2 separate regions of the Homo sapiens genome follow, and region 2 is linked to region 1. Evidence: read pairs that join two places in POLR2A ChIA-PET (ENCODE). Cell type or tissue: Panc1. All regions are shown on one strand. Links, peaks and the distances in the headings refer to the core of each region. The heading gives the core; the rest is flanking DNA.

The links. ChIA-PET counts read pairs that join two places held together with the same protein. Peaks named below come from ENCODE experiments on the same cell type or tissue, not always from the same donor. Only the 100,000 strongest peaks of a DNase experiment are listed, where the experiment ranks them.
Region 2: POLR2A ChIA-PET joins it to region 1 with 15 read pairs; 3 of 35 experiments call an interaction of 5 or more read pairs at or near these places.

The regions. Positions count from the first base shown.
Region 1 is chr7:27,071,559-27,074,489 of GRCh38, forward strand. No RefSeq gene overlaps it. Among named protein-coding and RNA genes, the nearest start is that of HOXA1, 23 kb to the right of the region's middle. In Panc1, for the core only: no CTCF peak of the experiment used is centred there; no DNase peak of the experiment used is centred there.
Region 2 is chr7:26,957,382-26,960,312 of GRCh38, forward strand. No RefSeq gene overlaps it. Among named protein-coding and RNA genes, the nearest start is that of SKAP2, 94 kb to the left of the region's middle. In Panc1, for the core only: no CTCF peak of the experiment used is centred there; DNase peaks (open chromatin) are centred at 1,650 and 2,320.

The DNA.
Region 1 (2,931 bases), core at 181-2,680:
TTATAATGTTAGCTTTATGAAGCAAGAAGCAAATAAAATATTAACCACTCACAACTCTGCTTATTTCAAAATATATACTAAAAGAGCATGGCGTTTGTATCGCTGTTTATCACTTATGTGTCTATCAGACTTTGCAAGTGATTCCGCAGTTGTTGCACAATGGGAGTTTCTAGGCCTCTAAGATATCTGATTCCTGTGCTCTGCAACAGATCTATCTCCTGCACCCAGCAGAGCTCAGGGTCATTCTTAGGTCATAGTGGTTAAAGACGGCTGTCAATTCACTGCTTGGGCTAGGTTTCAAGTCTCCTTTATCTCTGTTATATTGATGATTCCCAGTGGTTAAGAAATTAACCATACTATCAGTATGCATCTTAATGTTTTGTTGTGTAGCACCAAAGTGACTGTGTTAAAAGCTCAGTGTGCTGTTATGTGAAAGTCGGCTACCCTTTAAAAACTAAGAACTGGAACAAATATATTTGAATAAATAGTTATGGTTCTATGCTGTGCTACACATTTTTAAAAGGGAGGTTATAATAAAAGGTTGAAACTAGCTGATCCTGCCTCTTCTCAGTGCAAAGGTAATTATTATTCAGTGAAAAAATATGCAGTGAAAATAAGTAATTGCATAAGAAGAGATTATAGTCCTGAGCGTATACACCTGGTGTTTTGATTTTTATGAATACCCTTTTGGATCCCCATGCCTGTGCAACTTAATGTTCATCACAATTCTCCATGGCAAAGGAAAAAGACAAGGCTTAATTGTAAATATGTGCATGCTTTATTGCCAATGCAATGGCATGAACACATTTAACAGGATTGTCATTCCATTTAATTACTCTGATTTTGACAGGGACCTATTACAGATAAAATTGATAGCATGAGTAATAAGGACCATAAAAAAAAAAAATCACTGCTTTCTGGCCAGGCACAGTGGCTCACGCCTGTAATCCCAGCACTTTGGGAGGCCAAGGTGGGTGGATCACCTGAGGTCAGGAGTTTGAAACCAGCCTGGCCAACATGGTGAAACCCCATCTCTACAAAAAATACAAAAATTAGCCAGGTGTGGTGGTGCCTGCCTGTAATCCCAGCTATTTGGGAGGCTGAGGCAGGAGAATCACTTGAACTCAGGAGGTGGAGGTTGCAGTGAGCTGAGATCACGCCACTGCACTCCAGGCTAGGCAACAGAGTAAGACTCTGTCTCGAAAAAAAAAGAAAAAGAAAAAAAAATCACTGCTTTCTCTTCAAAGAGTGAGTATTAAGATCTTCCATATTCTCTATGGCTACATGCATTAGGTGAAGAAAAAAATAAAGCATAGTAATAGGATAGCCACCCTCAAATTGCTTCCTTCCAAGTTGAGTTATGTTTATGATATGACAGTGATGCATGGTCATTTGTTTAGACTAACTGGGTTAGATCTGTGACATCTAAAGAAAAGCAACAAATGAATAAGTAGGCAAGTGGAAAAAATTAGAGAAAAGCACTCTCCCAAATTAATTATTCATGTGTTAATTACATGTTCTGTTTCTCAGTTTTTTCTCAGTGATATTTAAAGATATTCATTACACTTTTGCCTGAGACAGGTAATAAAAGTTCAGGAGCTGAACACTAAGCTTAAGATATGTACAGATGAACAGGAGGGATGAGAGGACTATGGTAACAGTCAGTCATTGCCAGAAATTTGAAACTGGCATTAAGAGGAAGTCAGCAGCTCTATTCAAGTGACAAAGCAGTGGTGTGGTTCTTGGCATCCTGGCATGTATAGCCAAATGGAAAGGTGCCAGGTATTGGCTGGAAGAGCATAAACTACTGATTTTCTCTTCCATAAATTAAGGGAAGGAAGAGTTTTAGCAGCACAGCATCAATGTTTTATGTAGTCACATTAAACTATCTGCTACTTGAGTTCATTTTCCACATTCTAGTTTATGACTTACTTTTCAAAAAGCTAGTGTCTTCTTAAAATGTCTCCATAAGCCTCACACCCCTGCTCATGAAGAAAAAAATCTAAATTTCTAAATACACCTATAAATCTATCACCCAAATAGGTGATGAATCAAAGCATCTCCTTTTTGGTCTTTTTTTTTTTTTTTTTTTTTTTGAGACAGAGTCTTGCTCTTTTGCCCAGTCTGGAGTGCAGTGGTGCAATCTCAGCTCACTGCAACCTCCGCCTCCTGGGTTCAAGCGATTCTCCTGTCTCAGCCTCCCGAGTAGCTGGAACTACAGGCATGTGCCATCACGCCCGGATAATTTTTTGCATTTTTAGTAGAGACAGGGTTTCACTGTGTTAGCCAGGATGGTCTCCACCTCCTGACATCGTGATCCGCCCACCTCGGCCTCCCAAAGTGCTAGGATTACAGGCGTGAGCCACCATGCCCAGCCTCCTTTTTAGTCTTTTAAACTTGAAACTGTCATTCAAATAAGCTCATATTTATTTGACTATTGATCAAATGGATATCTTCAATAAAAATATTTTTCCAAGCTACTTTTGTCTTTCAATTAAGAAATGGTTTATGCTATGCCAATAGGATGAGATATTCAGAGGATTAAATCAATAGGCTATAAATTATATGCAAAAAAAAAAAAATCAGGTCACTACCCTGACACAACAGATTTATTATTAAAGTAGGTAACTCCATCGCAATTCACATTAGTTTTTATAAAGTAAGAGACAGGGAGAGATCAATGAGAACTTTGGCTTACTGCTGCTTTTAATGGTTCATTTATAATAGCTACTTATCTCCTATTACTTTAGCTTGCTATAATAATGCCAAGCCAAGAAAAAAGATAATCACCATTATGGGAATATATATTTAATTCAAGTCTGATTGACTGTTCTTTAATCTGATTCATGTATTTGTAGAGTGGCCAGAAGTACTCTAAAAGCATAGTGATTCTTAGGTACACATAAAAACCCCATTATACAGTCCACATCA
Region 2 (2,931 bases), core at 194-2,693, 110 kb before region 1:
TTATATATGCATACACACATGCATATTATATATGCATACACATACATCTATTACATGCATACACACATACATCTATTACATACATACACACATACATCTATATTACATGCATACACACACATCTATTACATATGTGTACACACATATGTTATATGTGCACGCACACATATGTTATATGTGTGTACACATACATATATGTATGTGTGTACACATACATATATGTCATATGTGTGTACACATACATATATGTCATATGTGTGGACACATACATATATGTCATATGTGTGGACACATACATATATGTTATATGTGTCGACACATACATATATGCTATATATGTGGACACATACATATTTCATATATATGAAAATGTCAAAGTTCAGAGTATAAGGAGGGAAAATTAATAAATAACAAATTTAGAAGGAAAAGGTAAGCAGGACAATATTTATTATGCCAGTTTAAAGACTAAAACCTATTAATAAATTTCCTGCCCAAGTCTTCAAAATTGTTCTCACTCTCCTTCAATCTTCCAGCCTCAGACAATGAGATTATATATACACATACAATCATCCACTGAGACAATTGGGTTACATATACCAGTTTTATACTTCCTCTAGGGCTTTCTAGCATTGCTTGAAATCTAATAGGAACGGAATATTATGAAGGAAAATGAGTCTGTACAGTCCACTTCAGACTTAATTTCATGCAATGTATTTAAAATACTCCTATAATTTACTTGAATACCTATGCCCACTATATAATAAAGAGAATGAGTAGTATGTATCAATAAAGAAACAGAAAAGGAATTGGTGCCCCCAGCCCTGACCCCTAGTGGAGTCAACAAACTGCATGGCAAATTATTACTATTTCTCCACCCCTGCATGGTCAATCTCACATTGAATAAATTTTCTCTAATATATATTACAAAACATCAGGCATATCAACCTGGTTTCTTAAATAAAATTGGCACCATAGCCTATAGAATGTAGCCTGATATTCAAGGTCAGCTCCACACACCCCCATACATAGTCCCAATCTTTTCCTACCATATCTCTCAGCACTTGCTTATAAAAACTCTCCACTCCAGCCAGCCTAGTATACTCCCCATTCCCCTGCATATTCTCATTTCTCTTATATCAGGCCATCTGGAAAGTAAATGGAATGTCATCCCCAATAAAACAATTTGAACAACAAAGTAAAATACTATTGGCTTATAACCAAAAAAAAAAAAAAATCTGAGTCCATACTGATATAAATAAATGATTAAATAAACAAATAAAAGAACAGACTAATCTCCCAATTAGAATAATTCCCAATAATTTATGTAAATACTCCATCCTCAAAGAAGTAAACATAATTACCCATTCTTTAAGTGTGAGCTGCACACAGTGACTTACTTTGAAAGAGTACAGTATTAAAAAGGGGGAAAAGACAGTAACTTCACAGTAGAGAAACCTAATGAACACTACCTCAACTGGATGATGACTATCATCTACAGTGATTAGTCATTTTGATATTATGTACTCGATATAATATGATAAAAATAGTACTTAACCTGTGTTAAGTCAATAATACTATTGACCCTCTGACAATATGTCAGAAGGAGGATCATCTGCTTTGGGCGATCCTGATTCATCAAGCCATGATGATGCTGATGGCTGGATGTCAAGGAGCAAAGGACATCAATGACTAACAGGCGAGTAGCTTCTACAGCGTGGATACACTGGACAAAGGGATGATTCACATCCTGGGCAAGATGGAGCTGGAAGGAATGAGATTTCACCCTGCTACTCAGATCAGCGTGAGATTTAAAACTTAACAAATTGTTTATTTCTGGTATTTTCTATTCAATATCTTAGAACTGTGATTGACTGTGGGTAACGGAAACTGCAGAAAGCAAAAGTGTGACTAAGGCGACTACTGTATTTGAAATAGAGGAAACTGGTTATATGAGTGATTAAAAGGATAAAACGCAAATTGAGGCAGCCTGCGATAAGCAAAAGCAGAAAGCCAGTGCAATGCCACCCCCTAATCTGGAAGGCCAAGAGAAGAGGCAGTGTTACTGGAGCCTGGAGAGTGGCATCACTTCATAGAAGCCAGAACCACAGGCAGAGTCTAGAGGAGCCACAGACTTCTTAAGAGTTGTTGCCTAAGGCAGAGAGGGATTGAGAGAAATACAAGGGCTTCTTCCTTCCTCTTGACTTTTAGCCTACCACTTCCATTCAAAAACCAAGAGTATCTACTGTCCTGTAACACAGGCCAAGCAGAGAAAAGGTGGGGAATGAATCTATTCAGTCAGGTCTACACAATAAGCTACCACTTTAGGACTATTTCTAGCTTGATGTACAGTTAGGTCTGGGCAGAGCCAGCAGATTGATTAGTTCTTTTTATTTGGAATTTTCAAAATGTTTTTTATAAGCACTTTCTGTGGTGAACATGAATGCTCATTCCCATCTTATAAATGGAAGGTTGAAATAGGGAGAGCTGTTTGTATGAAATCTCAAAGGTCAGTGACAGAGCTGGGGAAAGGATGAGTATTTGTTTAAGTTGCAGCATTATTTTCTGTTGTTTCATTTTTTTTCTCCATTTTAATTATGCACAGGGTCACTGAAAGAGTTGAAACTAAAACTGGAAGCATAGTACCTTGTCCAATTAAACTACCAAACTTAGCTTTGGAATAGAGTGGTTTGATTGTTTCCTATAAGGCCAAGATTTGCTCTGAACAAAGCTATAGGTCCACACATTCTAACAAAGAAAACAAATAAAAAATACAAACAGAGTAGTTAACATTTTATAGTTTCTGCTAATGTTATGTTACTTTGGAGGCAGGCAGCCCAGACTCAAATGAAAACATACCAGAGTAGGAAAGTAGAAAAAAGAAACAAACATTTAACAATTTTAAGAATATGCCTTATCTTTTTGAGAGTCTTA